Regions from separate parts of the Mus musculus genome. Here region 2 is linked to region 1. Evidence: chromatin loops called from intact Hi-C (ENCODE). Cell type or tissue: heart. All regions are shown on one strand. Each heading gives the region's core, and the rest is flanking DNA. Links, peaks and the distances in the headings are about the cores only.

What was found. Peaks named below come from ENCODE experiments on the same cell type or tissue, not always from the same donor. Only the 100,000 strongest peaks of a DNase experiment are listed, where the experiment ranks them.
Region 2: it touches region 1 in a loop (2.4-fold over the local background); 4 of 42 quality-filtered maps call a loop at or near these places.

Annotation. Positions count from the first base shown.
Region 1 is chr14:56,569,782-56,579,900 of GRCm38, reverse strand. It overlaps Cenpj (centromere protein J), which reads left to right and starts at 8,055. Exons shown (of 17, transcript NM_001014996.2): 1 at 8,055-8,163. Parp4 (poly (ADP-ribose) polymerase family, member 4) reads right to left here and starts at 4,282. Exons shown (of 35, transcript NM_001145978.2): 1 at 4,171-4,282. In heart, for the core only: no CTCF peak of the experiment used is centred there; DNase peaks (open chromatin) are centred at 4,310 and 8,000; H3K4me3 peaks cover 3,025 bases; H3K27ac peaks cover 2,059 bases.
Region 2 is chr14:56,884,037-56,894,155 of GRCm38, reverse strand. Zmym2 (zinc finger, MYM-type 2) reads right to left here and starts at 7,553. Exons shown (of 25, transcript NM_029498.4): 1 at 7,458-7,553; 2 at 6,299-6,361. In heart, for the core only: CTCF peaks have their summits at 4,190 (motif pointing left), 5,987 (motif pointing right), 6,812 and 8,746; DNase peaks (open chromatin) are centred at 6,105, 7,015, 7,745 and 8,525; H3K4me3 peaks cover 3,161 bases; H3K27ac peaks cover 2,116 bases.

The sequences.
Region 1 (10,119 bases), core at 926-8,925:
TGGGGTTACAGGTGGCTGTGAGCCATCTGAAATGGTGCTGGGGACCAATCTCAGCCCTTGACAAGGAAGGTAAGCCCTCTTTGACTGAGCCACCACTCCAGCCTGTCTCCAGGTTTCAAAGACCCAGAAAGAGGCTGCTTCCACACTTCATCTTTCATCCTTCTCCTCCTTTGTGTGTGTGTGTGTGTGTGTGTGCTCTGCCTTACTTTCCCACTACATTTTAAGGGATATTTTCATGTTTATCATATGAGAAATACTCCCAAATGGATATGATATTATGTTTTTATTCATCTAGTTTTATTTATAGTTGTTTTTGTCATCATGAGCAAAATCTTTTTTGTCTTCCTTGTTGTTTTTTTTTTTAATTTTTTTATTTTTCATTTCTCATTCTCTACCCCAGGCTGGCCTTGAACTCATGAGATTGCATACCTTCCCGAGTGCTGGGATTACAGGTGTGAACTACTACGCTCAGCTTTTCTTTCTTTCTCCACACGTTCCTCCACTGTTAGACGTTCTTAGTGTTTTTACTGTTTTATTGTCTAGAAAGTTCACTTGTAACAGAAAATCCCCCAGATCTAGAGAAAGAAAACAGACAGCCAAGTACAAGAGGCACTTAGAATTACAGACAGACAAGGCTGCTGAGGGTACTTTCCGTGACGTGGGCTAGGTAAGAGGTCAAAAGGGCACGGGAAGAATGGAATGGAATGTCAGGGAGAGGACCAACTGGCCTACAGAGACATGGAGTGACGTCGCCTCGGGCCCTCATCATCCAGTAAAAGCCTGGAAAGGACAGATTGCACAGTAATTGCTGAAAGTACATAACTAACCAGGATTATTGTATCCAGCAAGTATGCTTTAAATTTGATTGTGAAATAAGGGCACTTTAAGAAAAGCACAACACAAGGCAGTCCATGGCCAGTAAGCCAGCGCTGTGTGATACTGTCTTCTGGTGTGCAGGCAGACGTACATGCAGACAAAGTACCCATATACATAAATATTTTTTTAAAATATGTTTAATAAAAGAAAAAGAAGAAGTCAGTGCAATCTGAAGTTTAAACACCTAACGACTTACCCCCAACTTCTTAGAAAAGCAAGAAAAATCTGAAAGCAAAAACAGTAGTGGAGCAGAAGTGAATGAAATGGAGGTAAAGGAGCAAGACATGGGAACAGCCAACCAAAAAGCTGGTTCTCGGACAAGATAAGCAAGACTGACAAAGGCCTAGTCAAGACGACCAAGGTGAAGAGAGAGGGGCTGAGGTGTCACTCTGTTTGCAGAGTGCTTAGCAGAGTGCTGGGCTTGCCCCTCAGTGTCAGCTAAAACTGGTCATGGTGGCGCATGTCTACGGTGGAGGTAGAGGGGTCAGATGGTCAGGGTTATCCTCAGCTATATAGTAAATCTGAGACCAGCCTGGGTTACATAAGGCCATAGAGAGAGAATGGAGACAGACAGACAGACAGACATAGAGATGTAGGTAGATAGATATGGATAGAAAGCACCAAGTTAAGAAATTGGAGATGGAAACGGGATAGTATAATATCTTGAAATAAAATACAGAGCATCTTAGGCAATACTTTAACTTGTATTACAACAAAACAAAACAGTCCCTAGAAAATCTGGAAGAAATGAATACATTCCGAGATCTACTTAACTGACCAGAATTAAATCAAGAAGACATAAACAATGTAAGCAGATGCAATAGGCAGTTAAGTTGAAATAGTAATAAAATGTGCCCACTAAGTCTCACACAGTATGGGATGGTTCACAGCCATATTCTCCCATATTCTCCCATGCTGTTAAGAGGAAGGCGACACCAGCACTTCTCAGAATGCTCTACAAAGTAGAAAGGGAAGGGACACTACCACACTTATCCTACAAAGCCACAGCACAGCAAACCAGAGAGGACACAACAGCCCAAATTCTCCAACAACCACTAAATTTCTAAAGAATATTGTAAATCCATTTCAAGAACACTGTGATAAAGTTAGTTTCATCTCAGGAATGTAAGATTGGCTCAACACATCCACACCTATGAATATAGTACAAGGGCTGAAGAGATGTAATGACAAAAATCACATGACCACATCTGTAGACACATTAAAGGCCTTTGGCAAAGTCCAACATCCTTCATGACAAAGCCCCTGCAGAACTAGAGACAGAAGAAATGCATACCTCAATGTTTTAAGAGCTAAATACGGCAAGCCTGTAGCCAACATCACACTACATGGGGAATTTCCTCTAAAGTTAGAAAGGAGACAAGGGTGGCCATTCTCCACTCTTTTGAATATGGTGCTAGAAGTCTTACTGGACTAGTAAGAGAGAAAATAAGAGAAACAGACATGGGAAAGGGAACGGCCAACTCACCCCTATTTCTGCATGACACGATGCAATCCTCAAAAGATCCTAAAGACCCCACCAGACACTATGTGTTGCTGGGTTTTAGTGAATTTGTTTGGTTTGCTTTACATTTTTTTTAGCCTTGGCTAGCCTAGAACTTGCTATGTAGACCAGGTTGGGCTCGATCTCAGAGTTCTTTCTCACCCGAGTCTTAGGCTTGAAGGTGTGTACCACTACACCTCACCGGCCTGGTATAATGTTGAGATCCAATCTGTACCTGCTGGCCTAGAGCTCACTGTGAAGCTCAGGTCTCAAACTCATGGTGATCCTCCTGTTGTAGCCTCCAGAGTGTTAGGATTACTGGGGTGTGCCCCCATGACTGGCTTCTACCAGAAAATCCTTAGACTTGAAAAACACTTTTAGAAAAGTAGCAGAAAAAAACCAACAAACAAAACATAGGCATCCTTTCACTGAACCAAATACAAACGTGTCAAAAAGACCTGAAGGGAAAAAAGTCATTTCCAATAGCTTTTAAATATCAAACTCGAGCCTGGTGGTGGTGGTGGTGGTGGTGGTGGTGGTGCACGCCTTTGGTTCCAGCACTCAGGAGGCAGAGGCAAGCTGATCTCTGAGCTTGAGGCCAGCCTGGTCTATAGAAAAAGTTCTTGAGCAGCCAGGACTATACAGAGAAGCCCTGTCTCGAAAAAACAAAACAAAACAAAAAACTGCACAGTGGAGAGAGAAGGCTGCCTCGCTAGGGAGTGAACACCCACGTTTCTTCCTTTCAGCGTGTCGTAGGGGAGCCCATCACAAGCCGTCTTCCTATTGGCTGCCCTGAGACAGATCCCAGCTTTGATCCTGTTGTTACTCTTCCTTACCTCATCTCACTGCTTACAGTCAAACATGAAAGTCAGGGCATGAACCCCTGACAGGAACGTGGAAGCCGGTGGTTCTCAATCTTGACCCCTTTGACAGTGGGTTTAAGACTATAGGAAACACAGATATTTTTACTTACTATTCATAACAGTAGCACAATTTAAGGAACTGACTGGATTAAAGGCTGTGATTGGCATGTAAAGTGAGTAGATTAATTAGTGGTCAAGGAAGAACGCAGTTTACTGGCTTGCTTTCTGTTTCTGCTCACCTCATACAATCCAGGACCACCTGCCCAGAAGCGGTGCCTACAGTGGGCTAAGCTCTCTTCCTTCAGTTAGCAATCAAGAAAATGCTCTGCAGACACACCCCAGAGGTCAATTTGACGGAGGCGATTTCTCAATTGAGGTTCATTTTTTTCCAGGTGCGTCAATTTAACAACCAAGAATAGCCATAGCACCGGAAGTACCTTTAGTAGGACAGAGGCATAAATCCAACCTAAGGACAAATCTACGTGGGGCGGATTTCCTGGCCTTCCCCTTTTTCATTAACATAAATTGTAACTGCCATAGGTAAGGCCTAGACAGACTAAGAATTTCTCTATTCCCAGTCTTGGCTAAAACTGCAAATTAACTCACCCCATCTTTTTTACTTATTTTTTGTCTTAATAGGACCCGGAGCTTAGTCAGATTCGGCTAAATTTCAACTCCAGACCTCAATGAGTTATTTTCTTCTACCAAAAGTTTCCTCAACTTTCAGAAAGTAAAGAAATGTTGCGTTCTGTTGCAGTTATTTTCCCAAAACAGCAGTGGGTCTGATGGCGCAGTCAACATTGACCTCCCCTCCCCTGGCACTCCCCTCCTAGGGCCGCTGACCCTGAGCCAGGCCTCAGAAGGTCAAGACCACCAGAGACTACCGGGGACCCTCGGGCTGTCAGACAGCCTCCTGGGGTACCCACGCACCTGCTCGGAGATCCCGCCTGGCCCTTCCTGGTGTCGGATGGTCCCCTCCTCCGTGCTCCGCAGCCAGCGTTCCAGCCTTGGTGCTTCCGCTCCAGGCGCAGCCGGGTTAGGTGGGGCGCGGCGGGGCGGGACCGTGGCTGCGGCTCCTGAACACCGGACCTACGCCCCTTAGAGGGATGTCCTGCGACTGTCCAGCTGGGGAGAAGGCGTGGCCTCAGCTTTCCAGATCAGCCTAGCGTTCAGGACTTTCACTTTCTTTTTCAGAGTGTAAATTGCCAGTAGGAGTAAACCCAAAATTCGAATCTGGGAGACTTGATGGATGGGGACTTTTGACAGAGAAATGATTACGGATTGGGGTTAAATAGGGTGCTGGAATCCCAGGGCAGGTAAGAAACAAATTTCCCAAAGGGGCATCAGAGAGAATTTAGGACTGAAGAGCTAGGTCATTGGTAGAAAGCTTGGCTAACATTTGTGGGCCCCTGGGTTCGATTTTCAGCAGCAACAGTGGAAGAAAATGAGAACTTCTGAGTTTGAAGCGCACAATAGCATCCATCACTAATTGGAGACGCTCAAACGATGGGTCTAGGGCTAGACAGCTCAGCTGGTTATTTGCTTCACATGTGTGGGCCCTGGGCGCTAGAATCAGAAATGTACTGAGTAGGGACTGATTTAGAAATAATTCCATTAATAATTTCAGAATATGATGAATGAAACGAGACTATAAGGTCTAGACTAGAGAATTGAATGTAAAAGGTGAATTTTGGTGACATGATTTATTGGGTGCTGTCCTCAGGTGCCAAATGATCTGGAACTTATTATGTGTACTAGGCTAGGTAGCCAGTGAGCACTAAGGATCTACCAGTCTCTTCCTCCCAGCACTGGGGTTACAAGCACATACCATTATGTGTGGCTTTATATGTATATTATATGGCTTTATATATAGTATATATAATATACTATATTTGTTTGCATGCATACACATATGTGTGCTTATGATTTCTCTTCTTCTTTGACATGACTGGGTATAGGACTCATGTCATCAGGCTTGTAGGGCAAATACTTTACCCACTGAGCCACCTAGCCAGCTTCCAGCTTTTTCCTTTTTAAAATGGTGGGGGGGTGTGTTACACTCCGGTCTTTATGCTTACCAGGCAAGCACTCTAGGGACTGAGCCACCTCCCCCTCCCTAGAAACGTCTTTACTGGACTGAGGATATGCTTCAGCAGGTTAAAGTGCTGTGTGAAGCCCTGGGTTCAGTCCCTAATACTGTATTAAAAACAGGGTTGGTGGTATATGTGTGTAGTCCCTACAGACTGGAGGTACAGACAGGAGGATCAGAAGTCAAAGATCTTTAGTGAGTTCTTAAAAAGCAAAGCAGAAAAGGAGACATTTTTACTGTACTACTAGTTTCTTGTCTTATTGCTCTGATAGAAGCAGCTTTTGGAAGGAGAGGGTGTGCTGGCTTACAGTCCTAGGGTGTACAGTCTTTCATGGCAGGGAAGGTCTGACTGCAGGAGCAGGAGGTGTCTGATCGCATCTTGCCCACAGTCAGAGGGTAATAAGTGAAATGATGAGTATTGTCTGCTTTCCCTTTAATTCCATTCAGGTCCTTAGCCCATGGGATGATGCCACTCATGGTTTTGGCACAGCTTATCAATGGGGGTGGGGGTGGGGTCACACAGTCAACAGTTGAATAATGTGCTGTGTGCTACTTATTTTAATTTTATTCTCCCCCCGCCCCAGGATAGAATTTCTCTGTATCACAGTCCTGGGTGTCTTGGAACTCACTCTGTAAACCAGAGTGGCCTCAACTCACAGAGATCTTTCTGCCTTTTTGAGACAGGGCCTTTCTATATAGTCCAGGCTGCTCTTCAGCTCTAAGTAGCTAGTTCAAGGCTCTTCCTCTGCCCAAGTGATTGGATCATTATACTCTACTTTTAAAATATAGGTATGTAGGTTCCAGGTGATAACTTCCATATTAAATCTTTTTTAAAGATTTATTTATTATTATATGTAAGTACACTGTAGCTGTCTTCAGACACCCCAGAAGAGGGCATCAGATCTCATTACAGATGGTTGTTGCTGGTATTTGAACTCAGGACCTTCAGAAGGGCAGTCAGTGCTCTTAACCGCTGAGCCATCTCTCCAGCCCTTTATTAAAATCTTAATAGCTACTTTAAACTTGAATGTGGAGACATGCTTTGTGGCACATACTTTGGGAAGTGAAGGCAAGAAAACTAGGAGAGAGAGAGAGAGAAAGGGAGAGAGAGAGAGAGAGAGAGAGAGAGAGAGAGAGAGAAAGGATGAGTGTGATAAAATTTGTTTATTCAGACAACAAGCAATGTGGCATAACATACTATACCAAATAAAATGTAGGCAGAAATAGTAGAGAATATTGTGATTATTGTCAAAGACACACATTTTAAGAAAATGATTTTTGGGCATGGTTTCAGGCCAAAAGAAGACCATTTGAACCCTCATTCAGCATCTTAAGTTATTAATTTACTGACTAATCAGCTTAGGGCAGTGGATGGAACTCAGCCTCTGGTACAGCAGGCAAGGTCTTTGCTACCCACTGAGCTCCATTCTCTTGTCAACATTTTAGGTGTGTGATCTTGGTAGTTTTGAACTTTGGCTTTTTCATCTATGATGTAACCTAACAAAACAAAGCAAAACAAAAACTTTTCCCGTCTCCATGTTTGAGGTGTCTGTACAAAATTTTAATTATCTTTAATAATATTGATTTATTTGAACTAATTAGTATAAAGGGCAATTCTTCTTGATGACCTTTTTATATAGAATCTCATGTTAACATACTGGCCTCTAACTTACTCTATATTGGAGGGTGACCTTGAATTTCTGATTCACCTTCCCCACCTGAGAGACTGGTCACCAATTTTGGATTATACAGTGCTGAGGATAGAACATACTAGGCAAGCATTTGATCAACCGGAGAAGAGAAAATGGGATGGCCTAGTGGTTATGGGCATTTGCTGTTCTCTCTCCCAAGATTGGGTTCAGTTTCCAGCTCCTACATGGTAGCTCACAAACATCTGTAGCTCTAGTTCCATGGGATCATGGGATCAGATGGCCCCTATGACCTCTACAGGCACCAGACACACGTCAGGGCACATACTAACATGAAGGCAAAATATGCTTGCACATAAAGTAAAAATAAAATAGTAAAATTATATATTTAAAAAACAGATGTTAGTTTACAATATTGTTCAAACCTAGTCTAAAAACTGTGGTAGCTTGAAGTGTTGTAGCATCCTAGATTAAAGGGTCATGTCTGTATTTTGGAACCCCTCTGGTGGCAAAACAAATAAACAGTGAAATCTGCGCTCAACATTCCATATATAATTTTAATATCTGCACTTTCAATATTCCATATAATTTAAACACTGAATGCACACACTTTGTGCAGCCATCGACTAGCCACATAATAGATGATTATTTCCGGAGTAAATTTTTCCACGGTTATCTTCACTTATTCGTCCTACCAATGTCACTTTTTTGTTTTAAACAGGTCTTTATTAAATCAAACCCATTCAAAGAGAAAAGCGAAGACGACGAAACTCTCCCAAACCTGTCGTCTTTTAGATTCGGTTTGAATCTCTGTGTTCCTGGCACAATGGAGTACGCTCTCTGTTACCGCAGGGGTCAGATCTCAATCGGTTGACTTCAGAACAACAGCTGTTGACCAGTGCCCGCCGCAAAAGAGCGCGCATAGAGCATCCCCTAGCAACGTTTATGGCGGTGTTGCTGGGAGTTGTAGTTTGCATGTGTCCGAGGCGCCTGCGCGCAAGCTCACACGGACTGTAGGAACTACATTTCCCAGGAGTCACTGGACCAGAGTTGGGCGGGGCCGGTCCAGGAGGCGGGGCTCTGGCTGCAGCGATGGTTGTGGCGGCTCATTCGTAAATGCCGGGCCAGCTAAGTGGTGACTATCGCTGGTCGGAGCGGTCTGAACAGCTGTTTCTTCGAAGAACGGTAACTGATGGGCGGAAGGAGCGGAGAAGCCCGTCCGCCGCCCGGTTCCTGAGAGGCCAGCTTGGGCTTTGGGGCTGGCATGGCGCGGAGGGCTTGGCGCCCGCGGGCGGCGGTGGTTCCGGGGCTTAAGCCCGCTTTGTTCTTCCGAGCACCCGGGGGATCGGTCCTCAAGGGGGTCGGCCGGGGTGCGTGTTTCTGTTCCGGGCGACACGCTCGCCGGGCCGGGTGCAGTGGCGCCGCTTGCAGTCTTTCAGGAGGCCTTATCTCGGCTTCTCCAAAAGCTTTGTTGCTTTCAAGAAGAGTTGTGTTTCAGGGGAGGCGGACCTGTCAGCTGAAAGTTTTCAGGGTCTGAATTGTCTCCTCGTATCTTCCTCAATCAAGGTCTGAATTGTCTCCTCGTAACTTCCTCCTTCTCCAGTGCAGATAATTTATGTTTTGAACAGAAAGATGTCAAAGCTTTCAATTAGTCGATTTTTTTTTAAAGGCAGCTTTACGTACAATTAACTTACGGTAATGACTACAACTTCATAAGCAGGTGGTGTTGTACCTCAGATTTTAATATCTGAGTTTACATAACATACTGTCCTAGACAGTCTATTATTTGTAGTTTACCTAGGCCTTCGTATAAGTAATAAAAAACAAATTTAGGGGAAAATTTTTGGCGTTCTTTAGACAAGGGCTTGTTATGTAGCCCAAGCTAGCCTTCCACCTCAAACACTGTATTATAGGTGTGTATCATCAATACCCAACTGTGAATCAGTATTTCAATACTTAAAACTGGCAGTACGTATAGTTTTAGGACCACAGTAATGGACTTGTAGCAAAGGTATGGAAGTTTTAGTGCTTTTTAAAAAAAGGTGTGTGTGTGTGTGTGTGTGTGTGTGTGTGTGTGTGTGTGTGAAGACGATGTTAAGATGCTGCCCTAAACCATTATTACACTTTGCTCAGTCTAACAGGGAATTGTTGACGATTTTCACATTACAGAGTGACTTTCTTTGCAGCTTGTTTACTGTCTAAATTAAGATTTATTTAGTTTTAAGATTACCTTTTACAAATATTGTTGTGTACATGATATGTGTTGGATTTCATGCATGTTCTGCATGTGTGGAGGGCAGGGGACAACTTTGTAGAGTCAGTGTCTCCTTTCACCTTTATGTGGGTTCCGGGACCAGCTCTGATCGCCAGGCGTGTACAGTTTGCACTTTACCCACTGTGAGCCATCTCTCCAGCTCTGGGTTTTCTTGCTTTTGTTTTGTTTTAAAGACAGTCTCTCACTTTACACTCACACTGTCTTTGGGACTTGCTATGTATCCAGACCGGCCTCACCCCTGTGATGACCAGCTTCCTTCCTCAGTGCTGGCATTATGCTTGTGAGACCCCATGTTTGATTTAAACATTTTTTTTTTTTTTTTTACTAAGGATGTTGAAATTTAACCAAGGTTAACTGAAAACTCCCTTCCTTGCCTTTACAGGTAGGTTCCTAATGTAAAAACAATTAGGATTATCTTTCTTACAACAGATTACAAGGAAATTACTATTCAGGAATTAACAGTTACTGGATAGCTAGTTAATGCGTGCTACTCTTTTTTGTTTTTTTGTTTTTGTTTTTCGAGACAGGGTTTCTCTGTGTAGCCCTGGCTGTCCTAGAACTCACTTTGTAGACCAGGCTGGCTTCGAACTCAGAAATCCACCTGCCTCTGCCTCCCAAGTCCTGGGATTAAAGATGTGTGCCACCACGCCCTGCGCGTGCTACTCTTAAGTGTATGATGCAGTGTATATACTCCCTGCAGGCTGGAGCCCTTTCTCAGTAAGAACCAGCCCCTATCTTTCTAGGTGCTCTAGTTTGGCTCTCCTTGTTATGGTAGAAAACAACTAACTGAAAACAACTTGGAGTTTATTTCAGCTTACATGTTGTGGCCTATCATCCAGAGAAGCCAGGGCAGGAGCTTGAGGCAG
Region 2 (10,119 bases), core at 1,196-9,195, 310 kb before region 1:
ACAACAAGGCAAAACAGAACTGAATCTGGTATTAGGAGTGAGGTTGTAGCTACAATGAACCTCACCATACAGCTTTTTATGCTTTTGGACTATTTAGCTAGAGCATTATGGGGAATTTTCAAACTTTAAGTTGGAAAGCTATTGCAAACCAGTGCTTAATAAATGGACTAGGGGCTGGTGAGATGGCTCAGCGGGTAAGAGCGCCGACTGCTCTTCCAAAGGTCCTGAGTTCAAATCCCAGCAACCACATGGTGGCTCACAACCATCCGTAACAAAATCAGATGCCTCTTCAGGAGTGTCTAAGACAGCTACAGTGTACTTACATATAATAAATAAATATTAAATAAATAAATAAGTAGACTAGAATGGACCTTGGAAGATAAAAATGTTCAAACTTTTGTCTTGTCTGACATTTCAGAGGGAAGAAAGACTATTAATAGAATTGTGCTGTATTTTGAATTATCGTTCTGTGGTTCCTGATCAACTAGGACTGAATAATCATTAGTGATGAATAAGAGGTCAGTATCACTAAAGCAACTCTTCAGGTAGTTATTTCTTCAGTGTCAGCATACAGAAGGGAGTTGGAGGGTGGACTCAACGTGACACCAAGGCTGCATCCATCATCCAACTGGTAGTCAAAACTAGGCAACTCATAAGAATCAGTCCACCTTGTACTGGTTCTGAAGGCATCAAAGTTAGGATTGAAAGATTCATGGAAAGTGGCTGAGGCCTGGCACCGTGTGGTAGAGGTAGAGTCAATAGAGAGGCCAGGAGAAGTCATCAATGAAAGTGTGGTCAGAGTTGCAGTGGAGAATTAAGATGCCAGAGACCCACAGCCATAAAACTTTCAGAGAACAGTATCAAGTGTGAAGCAGAGCTGGCCTGACCCTCTAAACACAAGTTATATGCTCTGTGGATGACACAACTAAAGAGGTAAACTGTCAAGCCATTTGGAGTCCAGAAGGTGACTGAGATGCCAAACACTGAGCTTCAGAATTTGGACTGCAGGATTTCGGATTGCTTTGATCTAGTATAAATATGCCTAGTTCTTCCCACTGAGAAGAATGGATATTACTGGTTTTTAATTTTATAGAGTTAAGAGACTTTGGACTTTTTAAAGAGATTAAACTTTTCAAGTATTGGAAATTTTTAAAGACTGTGACTTTGAAAATTGGACATTTTATCTTATGACACTAAGAAGATCTTATAAACAAGGAAAGAGTTCAAAGACTATGGCTTCAAGTGGTATGTTTATGTGTCAAGTGGACAAGGAATGGAGTATCCTAGTTATTTAGTTTCAGCTGTCAATGTTAACACAGCCTGGAGTCATTTAAGTATCAAATGAAGAGCTGCCCAGATCAGATTGTACCATGCCATGTCTGTGAGGAATTGTCTTGATTTATATGTTTGATGTGGGAGGGCCCAGCCCACTCTAAACAACACCATCTCTGAGCAGGGAGGCCTAGGCTGTTTAAAACTAGCTGAATAGGGCTTTAATAGCACTCTGTAACCAAAAGCAGAGGCGGGCAGATCTCTATGAGTTTGAGTGCAGCCTGGTCTACATAGGAAGTTCCAAGCCAGAAAAGCTATACATTGAAATTCTGTCCAAAAAGAAAAAAGAAGCAGGGCATGGAGGCACATGCCTTTAATCCCAGCACTCTGGAGGCAGAGGCAGGTGGATTTCTGAGTAGGTCAGCTTGGTCTACAAAGTGAATTCCAGGACAGCCAGGGCTACACAGAGAAACCCTGTCTCAAGAAAAAAAGAGAAGAAAGAGAAGAAAGAGAGGAAGGAAGGAAGGAAGGAAGGAAGGAAGGAAGGAAGGAAGGAAGAAAAAGAAAGAAGAGGAGGAAGGGGAGGACAGAGGAAAAGGGGGAGAGAGAGGAGAAAAACAATCCAGCAAGCAACATTCCTTCTTGGTTCCTACCCTGACTTCCTTCAATGATAAACTGCGACCTACAAGTATAAAATAAATGAATCCTTTCCTCCTCTAAGTTGTTTTTTGATCTGTGTTTTAATCACAGCAAGAAGAAAGATAGGAACTGTGTCTGAAAAAAACAATAAAAAAATACAAACAAACCACAAATCACACCATGTGATCAAGTATTTGTGGTACCTGATCAATTTTCTAACACTAAAATGGAATTTTTTTGTTGTTGTTTGTTTTCTAGACAGGATTTCTCTGTGTAGCCCTGGCTGTCCTGGAACTCACTTTGTAGACCAGGCTGGCCTCGAACTCAGAAATCCACCTGCCTCTGCCTCCCAAGTGCTGGGATTAAAGGCATGTGCCACCACTGCCTGGCTAAAATGGATTTTTAATGGTGAACAAAAAGTATTTTAACTTCATTTGAGAACTGATACGTTTTTTTTAAACAAGTTATTCATTTTGATGTGCATTGGTGTTTTGCTGAATTATATAGTATTTCTTACATTTTTTTTTTTGTCTGTGTGAGGATGCCAGATCCTCTAGAAACAAGTTATAGACAGTTGTGAGCTACCATGTGAGTGCTGGAAATTGAACCCAGGTCCTCTGGAAAAATGGTCAGTGCTCTTAATCGCTGAGCCACCTCTCCAGTTGCTAAACTGATATGCTTTTAAACAAAATAAAAGGTGTGCTATAATTCACCCTTTAAGATGATCAACTGTCTTTTTTACGATGAATTTAGCACAGGCACCAATGAGGATGCACTTGCTATTTCTATGTTCAAAAAAAAAAAAGTCAATTATTTTAAAACTAAAATATCCATCCAGGTACAACAAAATTGTCTAGATTATATACAAAAAAAATATACTGTAATGTTGCTCTGTACCTCATTCTTCAAACTTATGCATTTATCCAGCAACAATTTTTTTCTCACTGGCAACTTTATGAGTTACATGTACTTAGATCTGCACAGCTTTTGGATTTGAGTATCCTTGTTGTATACAGTTGCATGGAGTCCAGGCAATCTATTTCCTAATGAGAGATGGTCAAGAAAGACGGTCTGTCTCTGTCTGTCTGTCTGTCTGTCTGTCTCTCTCAGGGTATCAAGATACACTGAGGTGGATTACACATAGAATTCCAGCAGGACAAGAAATTAGTTTGAGCTTTCCTTACAATACCTAAAGACATAAAGATTCTTAAGATTTCTTATAAGAGCCATTTAACATAATAAACTATGTGTTGATGTTATCAGTGAACTGGGGACAGATATCAAAGCATAAAGAAACTATACCACATCTTTTGACAACAAAGAATTATATATTCTTTCTTACATTTTTTCCTATCACAGTAATACCAGTGCATGTTATATGAGCCAAAGATTCATTTTGTCACAATAGCACTGTTTGTATACTTCTGTACCTCAAACAAGCAAAACAGAATAAAAGCCTACAAAATAAATCCAATTATACAGATTTACGGTCTGACAAGATCATATCCATGAGAGCTGGAAATGTTCTATGTCAGCTTCTGTGGAGGACCAAAGTGGCTGACAAAGGACTGATGGAGTCAGGCCATGTCCAGGGGCACCTACCTATAATCCTAGCACCAAGACTGAAGCAAGAGAACTGCTGTAAAGTCTAGGCCAGCCTGAGCAACATTTACACACAAACACACACACACTCACACCCTTCAAGACTGTCTCAAAAAACAATCAAACAAAAAAACACCACTATGAAAGAGGAAGGCTGGAGGGAGGCCCAGCTATTAAAGGCCAGGCTTACAATCAAAGATCTAAGAAGGGAGGAGGGAAGATAAGTTAATCATTCATGGAAAAATAACAACAGCCACATGAAAGGTCCTGAAACTTAGTATCAGAATGACTTAGTTCCTAAAAGGACTTCACACTCATTCGAGGTTTATAGTCGAGCTAGGCACTGAGGTGGACACCTGCAAGCCCAGGACTTGGAAGGCTGAGGCAGGTGTATCTCTCTGAGTTTGGGCCACCTTGGTCCACAAAGTGAGTTCCAGAACTATATCGTAAAACCTCATCTCCAATAATAATAAAGTTCCTTCAGACATATACTGAAAAAAATTATACTGATACAAACAGCCTATACTGGTGTTGAAATAAGGTGGTAAAAAATCTAAATGAAGCAGATCATAGTGGCACATGCCTGTAATCCACCAACTAGAAAAAGAGGCAAAAAGAATACCCCCAAAGAAGGCTGGAGAGGTGGCTCACAACCACCGGTAATGAGATCTGATGCCCTCTTCTGGTGTATCTGAAGACAGCTACAGTGTACTTAGATATAATAATAAATAAATTTAAAAAAAAAAGAAGACCCCCCCCAAAGACATCATGTGCTACACAGTGAACTCAAGGCCAGTCTGGACCATAATCCTAGTCTAAATTAAATAAATAAGTAAATAAATAAATACCAACTGTTAACTATTCACCCACCCCTCAGAGAGTTCCTCTATGTCACCCAGGCTATGCTGGAACTCACTCTACAGACCAGGCTGGCCTCAAACTCACAGATTCTTCTGCCTCCTGAGTGCTGGGATTAAAGGTGGGCACCACCACCATCTAGCATTTTCTATTTTTTTTTTTAAAAGAACTGAACAGGATTCAAGCACTTTTTATGTTTCCACTTCCAAGCAAGAAAAGGTTATTCTGACTCAGTTTAAGTTTGAGATCTCCGACATGAGAATCCAGTCCAGTCCAGCTGCTGATGGTGGGCTCTGTCGCCACACTGCTTTGTGTTCAGAACCTGCTTCACTGGGTCCTTCCCAGGATCCTTCTACGCCTACTCCCTCCTCTGCAAATTCAGAGTAAAGACAGTGTTCAGAAGGGGAAAATATTATTAGCTATACTACCAAGTTCTCCTGTGGATTAAATTACTTAATACAAGTTTAAAACGTTTAACAATGGGTTGGAGAGATGGCTCAGCAGTTATAAAGTACAGTTTCCAGTACCCACATAGTGGCTCACAACAGCCAATACCTTTTTCTGACATCCTTGGCCACAAAGTACATGTATGTCACACATACATTCAAACAGGTAAAACAATCATACACATTAAAAATAAATCCAAGCCGGGCGTGGTGGCGCACGCCTTTAATCCCAGCACTCCAGAGGCAGAGGCAGGCAGATTTCTGAGTTTGAGGCCAGCCTGGTCTACAGAGTGAGTTCCAAGACAGCCAGGGCTACACAGAGAAACCCTGTCCCAAAAAACCAAAATAAATAAATCCAAAGTAACCATAAGCATCTATACTTATAACACACCTTTAAAAGTATACAAGTAACAACAGGAGCTGTACTGGGCTCAAGAGTAATATTTGGGGCTAGAACTGTAGCATAGTTGGTGAGGTGCTTGCTAGCGTGCAGGAAGCTGGGTTTGATTCCCAGCACCACATAAATATAACAAGAGGACACAAGTCATAGCACTTGGGAAGTTGAGACTGAGGGATCACAAGTTCAAAGTCATTCTAGGCTACGCAACAAAAGTTCAAGGTCAACCTGGGATACATTAGATGCCATCTCAAAATAAGTGATAGGGCCTGCAAGATGGCTGAATGGATAGAGGGGCCTGCTACATGAGCCTAACAACCTGGCTTGGATTCACTGAACCAATTAGACAGTGAAGGGTAGAACCAACTCCAAAAGTTGTCCTGACCTACACACTGGTGCTCTGGCATGTGCACCAACACAAACACACCATGCACTCACACACTATAAAAATTTTTAGAAATCCATAAAAAGCGTGACATAATAGAGAACTGGTCAACACCAGAGATGAAAGACTAAGTAGAGGACTGCACAGGTCTAAGCAGCATCTACTTGGTAAGATGAAAACAACAGATGCAAAGAACATGAAAGATCTAGAAACACGTCCACCTTCATGGTCAAATTCTGTCACTCAGACCAGGCATAAAAAGTTAAGCAGCTCTCCATAGTTGTCCATTACCAGAGGTCCATTAACCATGATGACAAGAAAAATGTCAAAAATGGTTGCATGCACTTCAAACCAAATAACATTAATTCCCACTCTGTAACTCTAGAGGGCACCAGAAATATGCCCTCCTTCCCAACACCCCTCCTCCCCACCGGTAACGTGAGCAGCTGCAGAAGCCCGTCGTCTGGTTGCTGAGGTTGGTATTGCAGCAGCAGAAGCGATGTCTGCAGCGGTGCAAACAGCAGCGCCCACTCCCAGCTGCCTCACCAGGCATCACTGGAGTTTCTCCCCGACAGCAGCTGCCACCCAAGAGAAGGCTCCTCCCCTTAAGAACAACCAGGAGGGCCAAATCCTATAGCTGAACCCCTATAATCCAACCACGTCCTCTGTTAATAAGCAAATTAGAAGAAAAGGACTCACAATGGTGTTTTCCTCACTTTCTGCCAAAGATGCACCAGATAGGGTTGAACGAAATTTCTGGTCCTGGGATAAAAGAGAAAAAAAAAAAGGGGGGGGGGAGAGAAATGGATGAACACCCAATCTGGTAGGAGCACCAAGCCGATTTCACCAGGAGGAGGCAGAGAAGGGACTAAGGGGTCAAGGAGGTTTGGCCCTTCTATTATTACCCCAAAGCCCACGCAAAACAGCCTACTACTTACTACCCAAGTGGAGTGAAATATTTTATTTGGAGCCAAAGCCCATGTGTAAGCCTCAATCTGCAGGGAAAGGGACCTGAGGGCACCAAGCCTGCTATGGGGTAGGGAGGGGGAAGGGCAAACATTGCCCCGACGCCAGCAAGGGACTTGCACTCCCTCGCAAGTATTACCACCACGGTTATTCCAGTCAAACTCAGCACCAATTTACAGGTAAAAACCAGTTTATGTCAACGATGGGCTGATATTGCCCATATTTGCCCCAAGCAGTTGCCCTGGGCCCGAGGTTTGCCCCCCCTGCAGTCCGAGACCGGCAGCGCTGCCTCCCCGTCCGCCATTAGAGACCCAGCCAAACAATACGTGAGGAGCAAGAGCCGCGCAGCACAGCGCCGGGGAGGAGACCAGCGACGAAGAGGACGCCGCAAGACTCAAAAGGCACCCCTTGCCATCGAAAACTTGGGGTCTCGGTTGGACAGACAGGGTGGGAGTGCAGCCCCCAGGCGGGAGGGCCAAAGGGCCCCTCCCCGGCCCGCCCGGCCGCCCGCAGCACAGAAAGGAAAACACCCCACGACCTCCGGCCGCTGCCGCCCGCACCTCGAGGCCCCCGCGCCCCCCGCCCCCGGCGACCGCCTCACCCAGCCAGCCCTGCCGCGCCCGCGCTCCCTCACCCCTCGGGCCGCACGCGAAGCCGCCCTGGACATCAGCGCGGCCCCCAGCGCACCCTCAGGCCCCGACGCAGCAGCCGCGACACCGGCCGCCGCGGGCTGTTAAGCCCGGCTCGGTGGGAGGCTCCCGACGCTGCCCTCACCCATCTCCGCCTCCCCAGTCGCCCCCGCCTCCGCCTCCTCCTCCCGAGGCTGCGCTGCTCCCAGCCACCCCCACTCTCCGCGGCCCTCGACAGGAAAGACGGCGGGGAGAAGCCTCACCGGGTTCTGGCTGCAGCTCCGCGGAACGAACCTCCCCTCCCCCGGCCCACCCCCCTTCGGCGACACGCACAACTCCGCTCGGTCCAGTCCCGGCTTTAGCGCTGGTGAGGAGGAGGCAGAGGAGGCGGTGGCACGGCGGGGCCCGGAGAGGCCCCGCCCTCCGCACGCTCATTGGCTGATGGCGTGGGCGGCACGGAATGCCTCGGGCAGGCTCCATTGGCCCAGTCGGCCTTCTTTCAGGACCCTCCTCGGTGAGGTAGTCACGGCGGCTGTCCGTCAGACCTGGGCCACGCCCTCGGGCCTACCGGCCCCCCCCCCCCCGCGGGCTGGGCCGGCCCTCCCTCCCTCCCTCTTTCCCTCCCTCCCTCCCTCCGTGCCCCCGCCCCGCCCCCACTCGCGGGGTCCGCCCGGGTCAGGAGCCCGAGTGGCGCTGCCCGCAGTTCGGCTCGCGCTTCGGCCCTGGGGGCGGGCGGTCTTCGTCGAGGCTTCCCGTGGGCCCGGGATCGGGACACTGGGTCTCGGCCTCCAGACGGTCGCCGCGGCCCTTTGCGACTCTGCTCGAGGAGAAACGCGGCCTCGATGTCCCGGTGTCCTCCCTGTCCAGGCCCCCAAGACCCGGGCGACTGGCGAGCCCGGCAGTGCCTGCGGCGGACCGAGGGGGCGAGCCCGGCTGCGGCCGCAAGGGGACTGGTGCGCTGGCGGCCGTGCAGGCGCTTCCACCTTGCCTGGCCCGTGGGAAGGGTGTCCCACCTCCGCCATGGCTGCGGCGGGAGGAGACGTCGGCCTCCATTTTGTGGGATCTGTTGGGAGAACTTGGGGCCCATCAGAACCGAACCCGTGGGGACGAGAAACTTGGCCCGGAACGAGTCCGATCGCGCTCTACCATAGGCCTTGTCCTCGGCCGCCAAGAGTTTGCGCGCCGAGATTGCGGCGGGGCCACACGACAGTGGTGACCCCAGACTGCCGCCGGGCAAGATGGAGCCCCGGGCTCCCTTAGCGGGCTCGCGCCCCTGGGACCTGGGCTGTCTGGCCTCGGCCGTCGGTGCCTGGCCGAGCACGCGCTCTCCGGCCTGCCCAGCGCCTGTCCTCCACGTTGGCGGGGCCTCGGGCCATCGCGTGCCCTTCGCTTCAGTCCTGGCTCCGTGGGCAGTGACCCTCTCATAGGAGTCCCACCGGGCGCATTCGGAGCGGAGCCGCTGGAGGGCGGCACGAGGGTCTTTTGTTCCTCGTCTACACCCACGTCTTTGGCAGAAGACTTGGTGCTGGATTTCCAGGACTCCCTGTAACCTAAGAAATGCACCTCGCCCTGGTGGTTGTTAGCGGGATTACAACTGATGTTGGTTACTTCCTCAACCAAATGGATGGATTCAATTAGATCTCTGAATTTCCGAATTGACAATACCGCCTATTAATGAGTCATATGGCGTTACATTGTAAAGCTCTCCAAGATGATAATGAACATGAAATTTTTAATGAAGTGAATTATTGATTAAGGTCTCAGGCTAATATGTAGACTGCAGTGGATACCATTTACAAAGGACAACCTGGTAGAAACAATCATTTTCAATTTTAAAAAAAAGTGCTTTCACCCTCATTTAAATTCCATACATACATTGCTCTTCTTTACCATTTGAAGACAAAAAAACTACAATAGGGCTGGTGAGATGGCTCAGTGGGTAAGAGCACCTGACTGCTCTTCCGAAGGTCCGGAGTTCAAATCCCAGCAACCACATGGTGGCTCACAACCATCTGTAACAAGATCTGATGCCCTCTTCTGGAGTGTCTGAAGACAGCTACAGTGTACTTACATATAATAAATAAATAAATCTTTAAAAAAAAAAAACTACAATACATATGAATCAGCTTTTCAAAAAGTATTTTTCAGAAAACTTTTGTAAAAAAATTATTTTTTTCAATACACTAAAACATTCTTAAATTTCATATTTCACAATACCATTTGACTTTGACATGTTTGATGTCACTATCACAACAGGAACATCTTAATAAAATTCGCTGACAACACGGAAGTATTATATGAGAATATGACATCTAGGGCCATAGTCTCTTTTAACTTTTTTTTCCATACACTATATTCTCATCACGTTTTCCCCTCCCCCAGTTTCTCGAACCCTCCTCCTCCTCACCTTCCTACCCCGGCTTCTTGTTCCTTCAAAAGATGAAAAAAGTCAAATAGGAAATTCGTAAGACCAAGGGGAAAAAAGAAGCCAAAATGTGCCAGGCATTGGTGGCACACCCCTTTGATCTCAACACTTGGGAGCAGATACAGACAGATCTCTAAGTTCAAGGCCAGCCTGTTCTACAGAACGAGTGAGTTCCCGGACACAGAGAAACCTTATCTTGAAAAATCAAATAATACCAAAACGGAAAAAAAAAAAAAAGTCCACAAAGCAAAGCATGGAGTTGGTTTGTGTTGGCCAATACTCCTGGGCACCTGGCCTACCCTAAAGTGTGGTTGATAAACTCTATGACACGCCATTGGAAAAAACTTGAGTTTCTGTTTGCCAACAGATACTAGTTGCAGGTAGCTTCTTGATTAGGAGTGGAACCCCAAGTCCACTTCCCCCTTACAGTGCTGAGATTTGAACCCCAGCAGGTCCTATGAGTTCTGTGTCGGCCTCTCTAAAAGGTCAGTCCTGGTGTT